Linked DNA regions of Homo sapiens: all the other regions are linked to region 1. Evidence: chromatin loops called from intact Hi-C (ENCODE). Cell type or tissue: ascending aorta. All regions are shown on one strand. Links, peaks and the distances in the headings refer to the core of each region. The heading gives the core; the rest is flanking DNA. Region 1 has its middle 90 kb from the start of C12orf75. Region 2 has its middle 110 kb from the start of NUAK1. Region 3 has its middle 170 kb from the start of NUAK1.

Region 1 (5,631 bases), core at 405-5,404:
TGACAAACATATGTGAAAAAAGAAAGACACAATAGGAAAATGGAGTGAAAGAAGGGCAGAGAGTGAAGGACAGTGTAATTGAGGTACAAGTTTCAATGACATCTGAAGATTATGAAAATCTGGGGTTTTCCTGGTGCCCCATCTCTCCCAGTGACTCAGTAAGATAGGAAATGAAGGCTAACTCTGATTACCTAGTTGACTATTTTAAACTCCAGCCATTTATAGAGCACTAATTAGAAATCATTTCAAGCAAAACATCTGTTCATTGATTTGCTGAAACATCAATATTGGCTGTCTATGAGAATAATTTGCATTTCATTGCTAAGGAAAAAACATTAGTACCTGGAAACCAAAGAAAGCAAATCTAGACCCACGAAGATCCTCAGTTTTTTTCAGAAGGCAAACCACCATGAATTATTCTAATTATTTGACCTTTTCACTCCAGAATAATCCAAAGCGAGCACCTGCAAAGGGAGTGGGGTGAAGTATCGAGTTCATAGAAGCCCTCAACAGGTATTCTATTTTTGAGGTTCCATATTTTCAAATTTATACCAATTTTGCATTCTTCTTCATAAATACATTTGTTTCCATGTAAAAGCATTTTAGGTATTTATCAACTACTTATTTCAACAAATCTACTAGTGAAATGTATTCTCTGACTGCATGCACCCCATGTGTCTTGCGACTTCTCACACATTAAGAACACCAACACCCCAGGTGTTACAGATTAGAGAAACTGGGATAACAGTGGCACAAAACAATGGGTCTCTGCTTGCTGCTTGCCAGCACCTGTTCTGAGTGTTTTTCATATATTAACTCATTGAGAAAACTGAGTCACAAAAGACTAAGTTGCTTGCCCAAAGTCACAAAAATTGTGAGGGGTAGAGTTAAGATTTGAATGCAATATCTGGCTCCTGACCACGAGGCTATATGCCTCTCAAGTTCCTCAATTTTTGACATAAAACATTACCTGTCATCTGAGGACTATAATAAAGAGTGTGTTAGAACACTCTGCTACACTATGCTATGTTATACTATCTTATACCAGACTATAGCATATTATTCTACACTATACTGCACTATGCTATGCTACACTATATGATACTGTGCCTCACTATATTATGCTACACTGTACTACACTATGCTGTATTATACTATACCACACTATATGATAAGTAGGCACAGACTTTGGGGGTGACTTGTTAGTATCTGTCAAAATTCTACATGCTCACCCCTGAAACCTGGCAACCCCATTTTTAGGATCCATCCTAGTGAAAGACTTGCAGAAATGGACGAGGCACACACAGGCACCCTTGCCACACTGCTTTTTAAAGGGGAAAATTCAAAAAGTCTAAATAGCCTTTGACACTGGAATTCTTTCATTCTAGACATTCCTACAGTGGATTGCCATTGTAGCATTAAAGAACAAGGTCAATGTTTATGTGTGGCATGGAAAACTCTCTAAGGTACAGGATTAAGTGAAAAGGGCAAGTTACAGAAAGATATGTACAGAATGAGGCAGGGATTTAGACATTTAGGTTGAAAACAACATAAACTGTATTTTTGTACATGAAGCAGACTCCATGACAAAGAGCAGTAGGGATTTCAGTGTTTGACGATGGTTAATGGTGGCCCAAGAGACACCTAATTAGGAGACTAGATAGTAGACATTGCAGTTATTCACCAGAAGCAAAAAGAGTGACAGGCACACTGGGGGTGTAAGAAAATGCCCCCCTTTATCCAAGATGCTTAAGAAACTAGAAGAATGTCCTGCAGGATAGCATAGGGGCAAATCAAAAAGGACTTTGAGGGGATGTGGCATGGAATACAGACTGATGATAATCCCTGGCCTGGCCCTTTGCTCTGACTGTTCAAAAGGTTGTCTGCATCCCACAGAGAGATGAATCGCGTGGCTTAAAGTCGCCCAGCTATACCTGTAATCCCAGCACTTTGGGGGGCCAAGGCAGGCAGATCACAAGATCAGGAGTTCGAGACCAGCCTGGGCCAACGTAGCGAAACCCCATCTCTATTAAAAATACAAAAAATTAGTCAGGCGTGGTGGCTCATGCCTGTAATCCCAGCTACTCGGGAGGCTGAGGCAGGAGAATCACTTGAACCCAGGAAGCGGAGGTTGCAGTGAGCGGAGATGGCGCCATTGCACTCCAGCCTGGGCCACAGTGCGAGACTCTGACTTGAAAAAAAAAAAAATCACCCAGCTACATAGGGACTGAGCTGGTATTACATACCAGATGCCTGTAACTCCAAAGCACTCCACTTTCAATTCACTCAGCTCTAAACTGTTGATCTTTAAGTTGCTTTCCAGGTGTTTTCAAAGAGTGTCTTGATCTCTGACACAAATTGTATAAACAAACTAGGGCCCAGGCCACCAGACTCCAGGGGCTCCTAAGACATGTCCAAAGAGAGCAGGTGTGTCATTTTCTATGAGAAGTTTTGGTTTCCATGTTCACCTTAAATTGTGCATAGGATTTTTATTTGAAATTATTGATATTTTTCTCCATTCTGTTTCATTGCAGCCACCCACCAATAAATAATATTTTTAAAAATATTACCTATTCTACATGCTCTCCACATCTCTTCTGGCACATTTTGTCACTTAGTCACTCTGCTGTGCTTTGTACACCTTGTTTCTTTCTGCTCTGAACTTGAAAGGCCCAGAAACAGCATTGGCCCAGAGGCAAATCAGATTGCTGTGGGGATACTGCCCTCTGCAGGCCACTGCTATGCATTTCCCTTTATCCTTAAGGATACAGGCCATCAGTAATAGCTGTTACATTCTGACTTCTTCATGGATTATCTCATTTAGTTTTCACAATATCCCTCCTGAGGTTAAGAACTATTATTATCTCCAGTTTTTGCAGAAGAAACCTGAGTCCCAGAGGGGTTAGGTAACTTGTTCAAGATCACACAGCTAACAAGTAGCAGAAACAGGATTTGAACCTAAGCCATCTCTCTCCAGAATCTATCCTGCCAACCACTATAGCAGACTTCCCAGAGGGAAGGTAACTGCCCATTTTTGAGCAGCTGTATCATGACAGGCATCTTACATACAATACCTCATTTAATCCATCTGTCAGCCAAAGGTAAGTAAATTAACTCAAAAAAACTAATTGACTTACCTGTGAACCCGTGGCTGGTAAGTCAGGTCTTTCTGAGTCCAAAGCATTGGCTTCGTCCACGTGGTTCTCATGCAGGTGCACTGCTCAGCTCTTCTTTTCAGAGAGCATTGGCCAAGGGTGCAATTGACTGACAGCCAGCAGCTGTGTGCCTTTAGAATCACTGTGGCATTTGCACCAAGGCCACCATCTCCCTGAATTCTCCCAGCCATGAGTGAGCATGAGGGAGGATTAGAGCCAGGCCACATCTGCCCAGGATAGGCCTCCTGGATGGAACCTGTGCCTGGAGCCTGCCCCTGGGCCTGAGGAGGCCCTCTCAGAGCCGCACTGTAGTCCTAGCTCTCCTCCCTAAGTCCTCCTGCCTGCCTGCCCCCACTTTGCCGGTAGCAGGTGGCATTGTGGTCTGAGGATCTCCCACCCATTCCTGCTCCCTCCTCCTTTATCTTTCATAGGTAATTTAGCATCCTGGGCACTGATCTTACCCTCATGTTGCTCACATCAAAAGATTAAGATTAGTCATGAACATCAGCAACTGTGTGGCAGATGTCGAGGGAGAAGCCTGGAGTCTGTATTCAGATCGGGACACAGTCCTGCATCTGCCATCTGGTACAAGTTCTTTCTCAGTCACCCAGCCACTGTTTCCACCTCTATAAATGGAGCCCAGTAGAGCACCACAGGCCACATGCTTTGACAGCTAACAAAGCTTTGGGCAGACCTAGGTTCAACTCCTGGCTAGATAAACTCATGAGGGATTTCGCTTCTCCACACTTCAGTTTCTTCATCTGTATAACAGGCACACTAACACACATCTTGTGGTTCTGCTGTGACAATTAAGAGTGGTATATATGTGGCTGGGCACAGTGGCTCATGCCTTTAATCCTAGCACTTTGGGAGGCCAAGGCAGGCAGGCCACCTGAGGTCAGGAGTTACAGACCAGCCTGGTCAACATGGTGAAACCCCATCTCTACTAAAAATACAAAAATTAGCCTGGTGAAGTAGCACATGTCTGTAGTCCCAGCTACTCAGGAGGCTGAGACAGGGAGAATAACTTGAACCTGGGAGGCAGAGGTTACCGTGAGCCAAGATCGGGCCATTGCACTCCAGCCTGGGAAAAATAGTAAGACTCCTTCTCAGAAAAAAAAAAAGAGTGACATATATGTAAAGAATCTTCATAGAAAATATGAAATGCAGGGCAGCTATTTGCCAAATTCTTTTCATAGGAATAAGAAAAGATCATATATGGGGAAGTGCTTTGTAAGGAATACTAGCCAGACAGAGGTTAGTTATTGCTATAATTATAAATGCTGCAAGAAGGAATGGAATTAAGCAGTCTGGAATTCAAAGGAGGGGGAGATTTCACAGCACTAGGGAAAGAGGAGTCGGGCGTTGGAAAGGCAGAGGTGGTGTCCAGATGTGGGGACCAGCAAAGGCAAGAAAGCACAGCGCCTGCCGGCAAATCGCTCTGGGGCTGCATTCCCTCAGGGTCCTACTGGAAGAGCACAAATGCATCTGACGAAGGCACCCAGGGCAGCGTGTTAATGGAAGGAATGTGTGGAGGAGGTAGGAGAAGTGCCTCAGCTATCTCAGGCCTCAGGCAGTTTAACAGGGAGTTTATCATCACAAGGAGACACAAGATGCAGAAGAGCATCCAAGACACTGCAGGATAGCTATGGGAGTTCCAAGGGTACCTGCCCAGGAGATGGGGGCATGAAGAGCAGATTCCCTTAGACCGCAAGGAGAAATGAACATAGCCCAGGCAGAGGACAGCCACAGGCAGGGAGGCAGCAGCTCTTCATATTTGGATCCCACTTTTCCACAAGTGTTCACAGACATCTGCCTGGCTACCATGACACTGAGGCGGGACTAGAAAGATGGCCGCCCCTTCAGCAAGCTCATCCCACGCCCCTTCCCACTCCATCTGGGTGGGGCTGATGTTGCCCATGCAGCTGGGATGGAATTTAAGATTCATGACACTGGCATTCCTATGTGGAGGCTCTGGGGCAGGGCAGGGCCATGCTGAGCCCACATCCAGCATTTTTCACACGTCCCTACCCTGGTCTCCACATTCCTGACTGCACACACATACTTGTGCACGTGACCACTTCACCACCTTTTTAGTGAGCACAGCTGACTCTTTCCACTGTTGGGAGGTATTCATGTGTGGGGTAAATTGAATAAATGACAAGTATCACTATTTCCAGTGGCTCAGTTAAGTTCCATTACCTTATGAGTGAACACAAGGCTCTCAATTCCCTGGTTCTTAAGAATGACCCAGTACAAAGTAACTGGTTGAAAACCCCCTCATTTATTAGCTGTGTGCCAGGGTCACGATGCTTAGCACAGTGAAACTAATGATGTCTGCCTCACAACGCTGATGTGAGAATTAAATGTAGGTAATGTAGGTAAGCTTCAACCACCCTTAGCACCACCAAGTCTTGAGGAAATGCTGCTGAAATTCACAAAATGTTTGGGGTGTGTGGATTTCTTGGGAATGGCA
Region 2 (5,631 bases), core at 462-5,461, 610 kb before region 1:
AAGGATTTTGATTTTCATCACCTAATTTCCTCCAGAAAGACTGAGCTGTAATGCTCTCCATTAGAGCAATGGTAGGTGTTCCTCAAGGGCTGACGTCAGGCTTTATTATCTTTGTTTACTGGGCCATACCTGGCACCTATTAGGTGGGCAATACATATTTCAATGTAAAACACAATTTCTTCATTGTATTTCATTTCTCCATTAGTATGTGTCAAATATTGCATGGGATATACTTGAACTGAAAGATTATCTATTGTTTGAAATTCAAATTTAAGTAGGCATTTTGTGTTTTTATTTGCTCAATTTGGCAAAATCCGTTTGTACAATGGGAATAAAAGCAATCCCTCTCTCATGACCAGAATATGATCACCACAATCACTCAAGGCAGTCCCTAGCCCAGTGGCTGGCATGGAGTAGGCCCTCATCAAAAGATACTAAACAGAGACAAACATTTGTTTCTCTGTGCACTACTTGCCTTTGCAAGCAGCTGCCATTTATTTAAGCACTTAAGAAATCTCAGGCATTTTAGAGACATTATCTTAATCTTGTCCTTGCTCACTTAGCTTCAGTCACACTGGTCTCCTTTCTGTTACTCAGACACAAGCCAGCCTGTCCTGGCCCCAGGCTCTTTGCACAAAGTTCGCTCTGCCTAGACTGCTCTTGCCTCAACCCCTTTGCATAGCTGCCTCTTTTCACTGTTCAGGTCTTAGATCGAATCTTATTCCTCAGGGAAGACATCATGCTCAGCCCATCAAAGCTTCCCTCTTCTTGCCCTCAAGCCACATGTGTGTCATCTCCGTGTCTCGCCATCTGCCTAACACTGCTTATTGTCCAAGGCAGAGCCCCAGACAGAGAGGCCATGGTCACAAAGTAGGTGGGAAAGTCAAGGGAACACTGTCAGTGACTCTTGTCAGACACTGGTGGCTCCAGGTGGCTCAGCTCTGTAGCATTTCAGAGGGCCTGGAATGAAGAATAAGTCAAGCTGTGAGCTCACCCAACCTGGGTAGGATGTGAGGAGGGCAGGAGATGTCACCGCGGGCACAGGAGAGAAAAGCAGCAGCGGCTGATGCCTCTTAGCTGGGAGGGGACATTGGTGAGCATAGTTGAGCCCCTGCCACCCCTGACTCCTCAAACTCATTGGAAGGAATGTGATTGGAGTTGGAGCTTCCCTGACTGTGTGAGGATGAAGCCAGATAAATTCTGTTTGTTAAGGCACTAGGTAGTGTGGAAAATTGTGGCTAAAATTATGACTCTTCTTCTTTAAGGGAGGAAGAGCATGGCTAACTGGACTAAGGCAGAGAGAGAGGTGAAGAATGCTGATTTCACTTAGCCCTCCACAGCAGCCCCATACAACATTTTTGTGGACTAAGGGTGATCTTAGCCAGTGAAAGACTTTTGGTCTTATCAGTCTCCTGGCTGTGTCAGTCCTGAGAGCATTTGGTGGTGGTGGTGGTGGGGTGGGGGTGTTGGGTATGTTGTAGTGTGGAGAGGAATCTTCCCTCCAGCCAACTAGTAGCTGGGTGCTTTGACCCAGACAGTTCTTTAGGAGAAATTTCTTCCCCTATTCTCATGTTTTCATGAGGAAATTTTGCCCCACTTTCCAGGAGGTAAAGAATTTGGAAGTAATGCACTTCCTACTTTTTTCTTGCTGGATCTTCCCTCAAGGGATGAGGAGAGCTTAATCTGATTGATGTTCACCTCTTCCTCTCTTTCTCCTTTCAGTTTGGCCTGTCTGCAGGATGTAGGCTTTCTTCCAGAGCTCCCATAGACAGCTGCTCAGGTGGTGCACTGCAAAACTCCAGGAGTGCATTTGCAGACAGGGAGCAAATGGCACCCTCTAGAGTGCAGAGTGCAGGCCCTGTATTCTCCTGCAACTCTAGCCTCCTGCCAAGGTGTAAACACCTTGGGATCAGATATGGGACATTTTCATCATCACAGAAATTTCCACCGAAGAACTTTGGGCTGGATTTAGGGAAAAGTTGCAAGAACCTATTTAACCAGGGGAAGTCGGCTGTGTCCTCTAATTAAGCAGTACCAAGATTATAGGTGATAGTTTATCCTCCATCGGACTTCTGTATTTATAATTTTAGATGTGCCCTGGGGGCAGTGAGGCAGAGGTGAGATTAATCCCTTTAAATCCTAACACAACCAAGTAAGGACAAAGGTATAATAGAACTGAGCCCTAAAAGAGGCACTGAAAGGGAGGGGCCCAGCTGCCAAGGGACTTGAGGATGCCACACCCAGCACACATTAGGACTGACCACCAAGAGAGATCTGAGGGAGGGAAAGTGGTAAAGTCTTTCAGAAACATAACCCATACAATGGCTCCAGAACCCTTGAGATCCAGATCAGATTGACTTGAAACCTCATTCCATCCCCTCAGCAGTTCGACTCTCTTCTCCAGGTTTCTTTTTTTTTGAGATGGCATCTCGCTCTGTCACCCATGCTGGAGTGCAGTGGTGCGATCCCAGCTCACTGCAACCTCCACCTCCAGGGTTCAAGTGATTCTCCTGCCTCAGCCTCCCAAGTATCTGGGACTACAGGTGCATGCCATCTGCCCAGCTAATTTTTGTGTTTTTTTAGTAGAGCTGGGATTTTACCATGTTGGCCAGGTTGGTCTCGAACTCGTGACCTCAGGTGATCCACCCGCCTTGGCCTCCCAAAGTGCTGGGATTATAGGCATGAGCAACTGCGCCTGACCTCTTCTCTAGATTTCTGAGTATTCTTGACATTCTCAGGGTCCTTTTCTGCTTGAGACTAACCTATCTGCACTACGTCAACCCAGACCTGACTTTCAGCCCCTTCTTTGATTTTGATGCATCCCCCTCCTATCCCCATGCCAAATATTTGAGAGGAAATATGGAATGATGGTGAACAGTGAGGACTCTGAAGTCACACTGCCTGGGCCTGTCACTTACTACTAGCTTTGGGACCTTGGGCAACTTACCAAACTGGTCTGTGCCTCAGTTTCCTCATCTGGGGAATTGGAATAATAATTGAGTTATTGTAAGAATTAGATGGATTAATTTGTGGAAAATCCTAGAACAGTTCCTAGCACATAATAGCCCTTTTAAAAGGGTTAGTCAGTATTTGTAGGTATATCGGATTTCATGAAAATTTGGAGTCGACAGAGAGAAATCAGACTGTGTACACTGCTGTAAACAATTCAAAATATGCAGTTAGCCATTCCTGGTGTTAAATGTCTGTTCAGCTTCCGGCAAGGAAAGTTCTGATTAGCCTCCTACTGTATATGGTACTGATCTCCCCTATGTCCCCCTTTTTTCTTCTCCCTTCTTTGGCTGGGCGTCTCCAGAGTGGGGGTCCCAGCTGGCTGGAGCAGGGTATGGGGTTTTATCATCCAAATCCCTGACTGCTATTTTACAATGAGTTTTTATCATTCCAGATTTACGACTTTTCATGCGTTTATGCCAGTGGCATTTCAGGCTAAAATAGCTGTTGTTATCTATTTCAGAGGAAGTGGGAGATGGGAGCTTGCATACGTCGTCTGTGAGTAATCGACTGCGGCTTTGAGTCAGTAATTCCTGCTCCCCTTTCTGCAGGGTCTAGGCTGGGGGCTGTAGTGCAGCTGATCTGAGGTTTATTCTGGGGTGTTGCCTAAGCCCAGTGTAAGCACCACTCCTCTTAGCAAAAAATAAAAGGACCTGGAGTGGTGAACATGGGAGGAACTGGCACTGGTCTTAGAGCAGAAAAGACACAGGTCTCATGCTAGCTCTGCTACTTACCAGCCCTGTGATCTTGGGCCGTTTACTTCACTTCTCTGGGTTTCAGTTTCCTGACATGCAAAACGCTATAGCAACCTTACAAGGCTTTTACTACACTGTAGTTCAGTAGAATAGTGTATTTAAAAGGCAATAGTGCATTTTAAAAACCTGGTATACAGTGGGTGCTCAATAAGCAGTAGTTTTAACTTACTTTATTCATTGCTCATACAATGTTTATGAGGTAGGTGTTCTTGCCTTATTTTGATAGGCAAATTGCTGCAGGTTAGGAAGCTAATAAACACTTGAGCCGGGCTGGCAGCTGAACAGTCTAATTCCAAATGTTATGGTTTTGCCTTTTATATATCACACAAAGAAATCCATGAATACATTCTCTTTGTCAAAACTCAACAATTCATAAGCATATAGAGTGAAAAGTTAAATTCATCCCTCATCTATTGACTCCATTCTCCTCCTTAAATATAATCACCATTAACAGTTCATTATGAGTATAGTTCATTTTCTATGAAGCTTCATAATTTTTAAACACTTTTAAAAAAGGAATGGGATCTATATCTATCATCTCTCTCTCTCTCTTTCTCTCTTTCTCTGTTTGTCTACATATCTATCTATCTACCTATCTAATCTATCTATCTACCTATCTATTTAACCAGTTTTGTGACTCATTTTTGACATGTAGCTCTATGTCGTGGAGACTTTTTCATACCAGTACATGTAACTTTGCATCATTCTTTGTAACCACTATTTAAGAGTCTGTAAAATGATTGTATGATAAATTATGTAATCAAGTTTAATTATTATAATCAGGTGTTAATGTAATCAGGTATTAATGATTTATCTATTGAAAAATGTTTGGATTGTGTACAGTGTTTTACTTTTTAACTTCACTTGCTGGTTTTAATTTGACAGGACTTGATTCTGATGTAGTTCACATCTGTCAATCTTTCTTGTTACAGCTACTGCATTTTGTGTCTTGCTTAGGAAGGTCTTCTCCCTGTCTCAAGGTTGTAAAAACATTCTCCTATGCTTTCTTCTAGAATGCTAAAAATCACACCGTAATGCTAGAAGTGAAACCCAAAACATACTTTGTCACTTAAAGTGTGGGGTCAGTGTTATCGAGCTGTTGAAGATGAGAACTAATTGCCAGCCACTGGTCATGTTGTGTCTGAATTCATTTGTTATGGAGCATACTTCGTAGTTTTGGTTTCTATGTTGAACTCTAGTGCATCTGGGATTTATTGTTTTGAATGGTGTGGAGTAGGATCTAATTTTATTTTTTCTTTTGTAAGAGGGCAGTCTTGTCAATACCATGTATTGGATAGTCTTTCCTTTCTCTTCTAATTTAAATGGTCACCATTATTATTATTATGGGTCTATTTCTGAAATCTCCTCTTCCATTTATATATATATCCATTTTGATATATGTATATATATAGGCTTAGTTATATTAATCATTTATTCTGTTCCATTGTTCTATACAGAAGCCAATACTATATTGGCAAAAAGTAAGTGTTCAAATAATGCTAAATATTTTTGACTGAATTAATGTAGTGAATTAAATAGATGCCTTACTTCATGATTCTCGTATTTCTTTGATTATGCTCCTAAATCTGATCTGTTAATATTTATTTGGAATTTTCATTAGTTTGGTGAAGATGGACTATGGTTTCTGAAATCTTACCTGCGAATATTTATTTGGAATTTTGCATTAGTTTGATAAAGATGGACTATAGTTTTCTAAATCTGACCTGTTAATATTTATTTGGAGTTCTGCATTAGTTTGGTGAAGATGGACTATGGTTTTCTAAATCTGACCTGTCAATATTTATTTTGAATTTTGCATTAGTTTGGTGAAGATGGACTACGGTTTTCTAAATCTTATCTGTTAATA
Region 3 (5,631 bases), core at 155-5,154, 550 kb before region 1:
GTATCAATAGTTCATTCCCTTTAATTGCTGACTTGTAACCCAACATGCAGATTTATTTGTTTATCCATCCACCAGTTGAAAGACATCTGACTTGTTTCCAGTTTCTAGTAATTATGAATAAAATTAGTATAAACACTACTGTAAACATTTACATACAGGTTTTCATGTAGATATATATTTGTTGGGCGGGGGGGCGGTGTAAATGCCTAGGAGTGGGTTTGTGTCATATGGTAAGTGCACGCCAAACTGTTTTTCCAAAGTGGTTGCACCATTTTATATTCCAACTAGCAGTTTATAAGAGTTGCAGTTGCTCTGCATTCTTGTCAGTACTTGGAATTGTCAGGCTGTCTTTAAAAAAAAAATACTAGCCACTTTAATAGGTATGTATTGGTATTTCACTGTGGTTTTAATTGACATTTCTCTAATGACTAATGATGCTGAGCATCTTTTTGTGTGCTTATTTGTCATATACATATATATGTACATCTTCTCTGATGAAGTGTCGGCGTAAATTTTTTGCCCATTTTTTACTGAGTTGTTTGTTCTCCTACTGTTGAGTTTTGAGAGTTTTTAATATATTCTGCCTCCCAGTCCATTATTAGATGTATAATTTCCAGATATTCTTCTCCCAGTCTTTAGTTTATCTTTTCATTCTTTTAACAGTGTAAAAGTTTTACTTTTGATTAAGTAAGTCCATTTTACCATGCTTTTGTGTCATTTCTAAGAACTCTGCCTAATCTTAAGTCACAAAGATTTTCTTCTAAAGGTTTTATTATTTTACATTTTCCACTTGGGTATGTAACTCATTTTGAGTTAATTTTTGTATAAAGTGTGAGATATATATATATATAGGTTGAAGTCCACTTTCTTTTGCACATGAACATCCAATTTTTCCAGCACCATTTCTTGAAAGGACTATCCTTTCTCTATTAAATAGCCTTTGCACCTTTGCCAGAAATCAATTGACCATATTTGGGTGGGTCTATTTCTGGATTCTTCATTCTGTTCCATTGATTTATGTGTCACACTTTTTGCCAATACCACTTTTTGCCAATCAAGATCACAATGTCTTGATTATTGTAGCTGTATAGGAAGTCTTAAAATCAGGTAGTGTGGACTCCCCTACTTTGTTCTTCTTATTTAAAATTATTTTGTCTGTTCTAGCTTCTTTGCCTTTCTATAAAGATTTTTAGAATCAGCTTTTTGTCATCTCAAAAAAGCCTGCCAGGATTTTAATCTCTAGTGTGTTGAATCAATTTGAGGAGAATGACATATTAATAAGATCAAGTGTTCTAATCCATGAATGCAGCGTATCTCTCCATTTACTGAGAGTTCTTTTTCTCTTATCAGTGTATTTTAGCTTTTAGCATATAGGTCTTGCAATATTTTGTTAGATTTATACCTAAGTATCTTATTATTTTTGGTGTTATTATATAGGGTTCTGTTTATTTAATTTCAATTCCTAGTTGTTTATTACCAGTATTCAGAAATAAGATTGATTTTTTTAAGTATTAACTTTGTACGCTTCAGATTTGTTAAGCTCACTCCTTATTTTCAGTAGCATTTTTGCAGATTCCTTGGGGTTTCCTATGTGAATAATCACATACTTTGAGATGAGAAAGTTTGATTTCTGCTATATGCCTCACAGTTTTTTTCTTTGCTTTATTGCACTGGCTAGGACTTCCAGTAGGAGGAAAAGGAATGATTAGAGCAGACATTTTCACCCTTGTTTTGCTCCCAATCTGACAGGCTAAGAATTCAGTCTTTCACCATTGAATATAATGTTAGCTGTTTTTTTTTTTTTTTTTCCCTGTAGATGCCCTTTATTAGGTTAAGGAAGTTCTCTTCTATTCTTAGTTTACTGAGAGTTTTGATCATGATGTTAAATGTTTCAAATGCTTTATTTGAATGTATTGAGATAATCACATGATTTTTTTTCTTTAATCTGTTAATATGGCAAATAACATTGATTTTTTATTGTTGAGCCAGCCTTGCATTTTCAGGACAAAATCCACTTGATTGTACCATCCTTTTTCTGTACTGCTGTATTTGATTTTTTAGTATTTGTGGAGGATTTTTGCATTTATAAGGGGTATTGGCAGCTAGATTTTCAGATGTTTATGAGAATAAAGTTAAAGGCAGCAAGATAGAAGATTAAGCTATTTGAATGGAATTATAACAGTAATAAAAATAATGCTCAACACTTATTAAGTGCTTCCTATATGTCAGGCACTATTCTAAGCACTTTAAATGTATTCATTTATCTCATTATCATAACAGTGCTATGAGGTAAGTACTATTATTATCCCCATTTTACAAAAATAGAAGTGGAGTCAGACAACTTCAGAGTCTGTGCCAAATATTTATTTATATAAATGATATGACCCACTTCTTTTCAGAGCGCAAGTGTAATCAAATCTCCTGCATTCTTCCAGTGAACAATTGTTCATATCCCCGTTAGTAGAAGTTCTGTATCGTTTTCTTGAAGATTCCTCCCTCTTTGCCCTCATCCAAATGATCTGAGGTCCCTGGAGGCTTTATAAGTTCAAAGTGTTTTGCCTTGCCTCCAAATCCTGAGCGAGGAATAAACTAGAAAGTTGAATCTGGTTCCTAGGACTGCTGTTTCTGTGGCTTCCCAGTGAGATATCTGTGGAATGTTGGTCCCACATAACCTAGAGAAGAATGTCCTATGCCTCTGGGATGAGGGTGCTGGCCTTGGGGGGGTCTCTGTGGGGCTTGCTTGGGCTCAGATATTATTCTGAAGGCCACCATTTGGACAGGATGTCCAGGTCTGGAGGGATTACTGGGCTCAGCCACATGTTACGCAGGGCCAGGCCATTTTCTTTGACTTCTTAGGCCAGAGACCTAGTCATCAGTAACAAAATCTTTAGATTTTTGCATTAAAATATTTCTTGTTTCTTTCGGAAAAAAAGTGAAGATGTGGTCCACTTATGCCTACATTCTTCTGCAACAACAGTCAGCGGAAGCTGAGCGAGCATTCAGTGGGCAGGGTCTCTGGTACATCCCACTTCCTGCCACTTACAGTGTTCTTGTGACTGCTTAGTCCCTGAATGCATTTGTGCTTTCAATTTGTGCCATAGGCCTTTGCACTGGGCTTGGATTCTGCGTATATTTGTTAAAGTAATATTTATCGAGTGCCAAATGCTTATCAGGTACTGCCCACTGTGAATGCAGAAGTGAGCAAAATAGACAATAATCCTGACTTCCAGGACCTTACATTTTGTTTGGGGGGACATAGCCAGTAAGCCAAATAAGCACGTTATATAATTCTTTATGTAACTGTATAATTCTAAATGTAATTTAATAAAGTGCTGGGGAGAAAAATAAAAGCAGGGATGGTAGACTGGAAATGTCAGGCAAGGCAGGGTTGAAAGTGTCACAGGTTGTTAGTGATGGCTTCAGGAAGAGGATGACATTTGAGCAAAGAACTAATCCATTTGCATATTGGAGAAAAGAACATGCCAAGCAGAGGGAACAGAGAGGCACAAGGCCCCGAGTCTGGAGCACGTTTGCCAGTTTGAGGGTTAGCAAAGAGACATTGTGGTTCCAGCAAAGTGGGCAAAGAAGAGTAGGAATAGGAGAGGAGGTGAAACAGTTGGCGGGATCCAGTTTATAGCGGACCTCTTTGGGTTTTGGAGGCAACATATTCTTCATTTGAGTGTGTTATTCCAGCCCATTTACTGAGCGACCTGCAAAGCTGCTAGTTTTGAGTGGGACCCAGAACAAGAGAAGGCTCTGCGACAGGTCCAGGCCACTGTGCAGGCTGCTGTGCTGCTTGGTCCATACGATCCAGTAGATCCATTGGTCCTTGAAGTGTCAGTGGCAGATAGGGATGCTGTTTGGAGCCTTTGGAAGGCCTTTGTAAGTGAATTGCAACACAGGCCTTTAGGGTTTTAGAGCAAGGCATTGTTATTACCCACAGATAACTGCTCTCCTTTTGAGAAACAGCTCTTGGCTTGCTATACAGTCTTAATAGAGATCAAATACTTAACTAAGGGCCACCTGCATTTATAATCACCTCAAGTTATCATGCAACCTGAGCTACGCATCATGAACTGGATATTATCTGAGCCACCTAGCCACAAAGTTTGGTGTGCACAGCAGCATTCCATTATCAAATGGAACTGGTATTTATATGATTGGATATGAACAGGTCCTGAAGGCACAGATAAGTTACATGAAGAAGTGGCCCAAATGCCCATGGTCCCCACTCCTGCTCCACTGCCTTTTCTCTCCCAGCGTGTACCTATGGCCTTGTGGGAAGTTTCCTACAGTTGTTGACAGAGGAAGAGAAGCTTGGGGGGTGTTTACAGATGGTTCTTTATGATATGCAGGCATCCTCTGAAAGGGGACAGCTGTACTACTATAGCTCCTTTCTGGGACATCCCTGAAGGACACCGGTAAAGGGAAGTCCTTCCAGTGGGCAGAGCTTCAAGAAGTTCACCTGGCCATCTACTTTGCTTGGAAAGAGAAATGGCCAGATGTATCATTATATACTGATTCATGGGCTGTGGCCAATAATTTGGCTGAATGATCAGCAATTTTGAAGGCATATGATAGAAAAATTGATAAGAAGAAAATTTGGGGAAGAGGACAGACCCCTCTGAATGGGCAAAAAATGTGAAGACATTTGTGTTCAACATAAATGCTCACCAAAGGTTGACCTCAGCAGAGGAGAGCTTCGATAATCAAGAGGATAGAATGACCCATTCTGTGATAGTAGTTGGCTTCCTGCTTTCGGATCAGACTCAGACTGGAGCTTACACCCTTAGCTCTCCTAGTTCTTGGGCCTTAGAACTTGGACTGGAACTAGACCATTGGCTCTCCTGGTTCTCAAGCTTGCTGACTGCAGATTGTGGGACTTCTCAGACTTCATAACTGTGTGAGTCAATTCCTTATAATAAATCTCTCTCTCCATATATGTATATACATATATATATATACATATACACACACACATATATATGTCTCTATATATATACCTGTCTCTCTCTATATATATCTCTCTACATATATAAAGTATATACACACAATATAATTATACATATATGCACAGTGTGTATATATATACAACACAATGCTATATGTATGTGTATATATCCTATTGTTTTAGTTTCTCTGTAGACCCCAGACTATTAATACAGACAGAGTAGAAGGAGATGGAGTAAAACAGTTGGTGGGGGTCCAGCTCATTTAGAACCTTGTTGGTTGTTGTGAGAACTCCAGCCTTTACTCTGAGTGAGAAGGGGGGAATAAGAGAGTTGTGAGCAGAGAAGTGACTGGAGTGGACTTGAGTTTTAAAGTTGTAAAAGCGTCACTCTTACTGCTGTCTTGAGAATAGAGTGTTGGAGTCCAGGGGTTGAACACGGGGACCAATTCAAAGGCAATTGCAATAATTCAGAGAAGACTTGAGGGGTTACCCAAACCAGGGTGATAAGGGTAAAAGCAGTAAAACGTGGTTCGGTTCTAGATAGATTTTGAGACTTTGAGGGATCTTGGTGACTTTTTCTTTTCCGTAGTCCTTGGTGAGGGCCACTCTAACATATTATTGACTTTGAATTTTATGGAAAAGGAGTTAGAGGTCTCAGGACCTTTCCTTCCAGGAGACTT

What was found. Peaks named below come from ENCODE experiments on the same cell type or tissue, not always from the same donor. Only the 100,000 strongest peaks of a DNase experiment are listed, where the experiment ranks them.
Region 2: it touches region 1 in a loop (2.2-fold over the local background); 4 of 110 quality-filtered maps call a loop at or near these places.
Region 3: it touches region 1 in a loop (2.2-fold over the local background); 2 of 110 quality-filtered maps call a loop at or near these places.

What each region holds. Positions count from the first base shown.
Region 1 is chr12:105,417,933-105,423,563 of GRCh38, reverse strand. No RefSeq gene overlaps it. Among named protein-coding and RNA genes, the nearest start is that of C12orf75, 90 kb to the right of the region's middle. In ascending aorta, for the core only: a CTCF peak has its summit at 2,723 (motif pointing left); a DNase peak (open chromatin) is centred at 2,703; H3K27ac peaks cover 2,047 bases.
Region 2 is chr12:106,028,532-106,034,162 of GRCh38, reverse strand. No RefSeq gene overlaps it. Among named protein-coding and RNA genes, the nearest start is that of NUAK1, 110 kb to the left of the region's middle. In ascending aorta, for the core only: no CTCF peak of the experiment used is centred there; a DNase peak (open chromatin) is centred at 3,562; H3K4me3 peaks cover 647 bases; H3K27ac peaks cover 2,776 bases.
Region 3 is chr12:105,964,267-105,969,897 of GRCh38, reverse strand. No RefSeq gene overlaps it. Among named protein-coding and RNA genes, the nearest start is that of NUAK1, 170 kb to the left of the region's middle. In ascending aorta, for the core only: no CTCF peak of the experiment used is centred there; a DNase peak (open chromatin) is centred at 2,743; H3K27ac peaks cover 2,636 bases.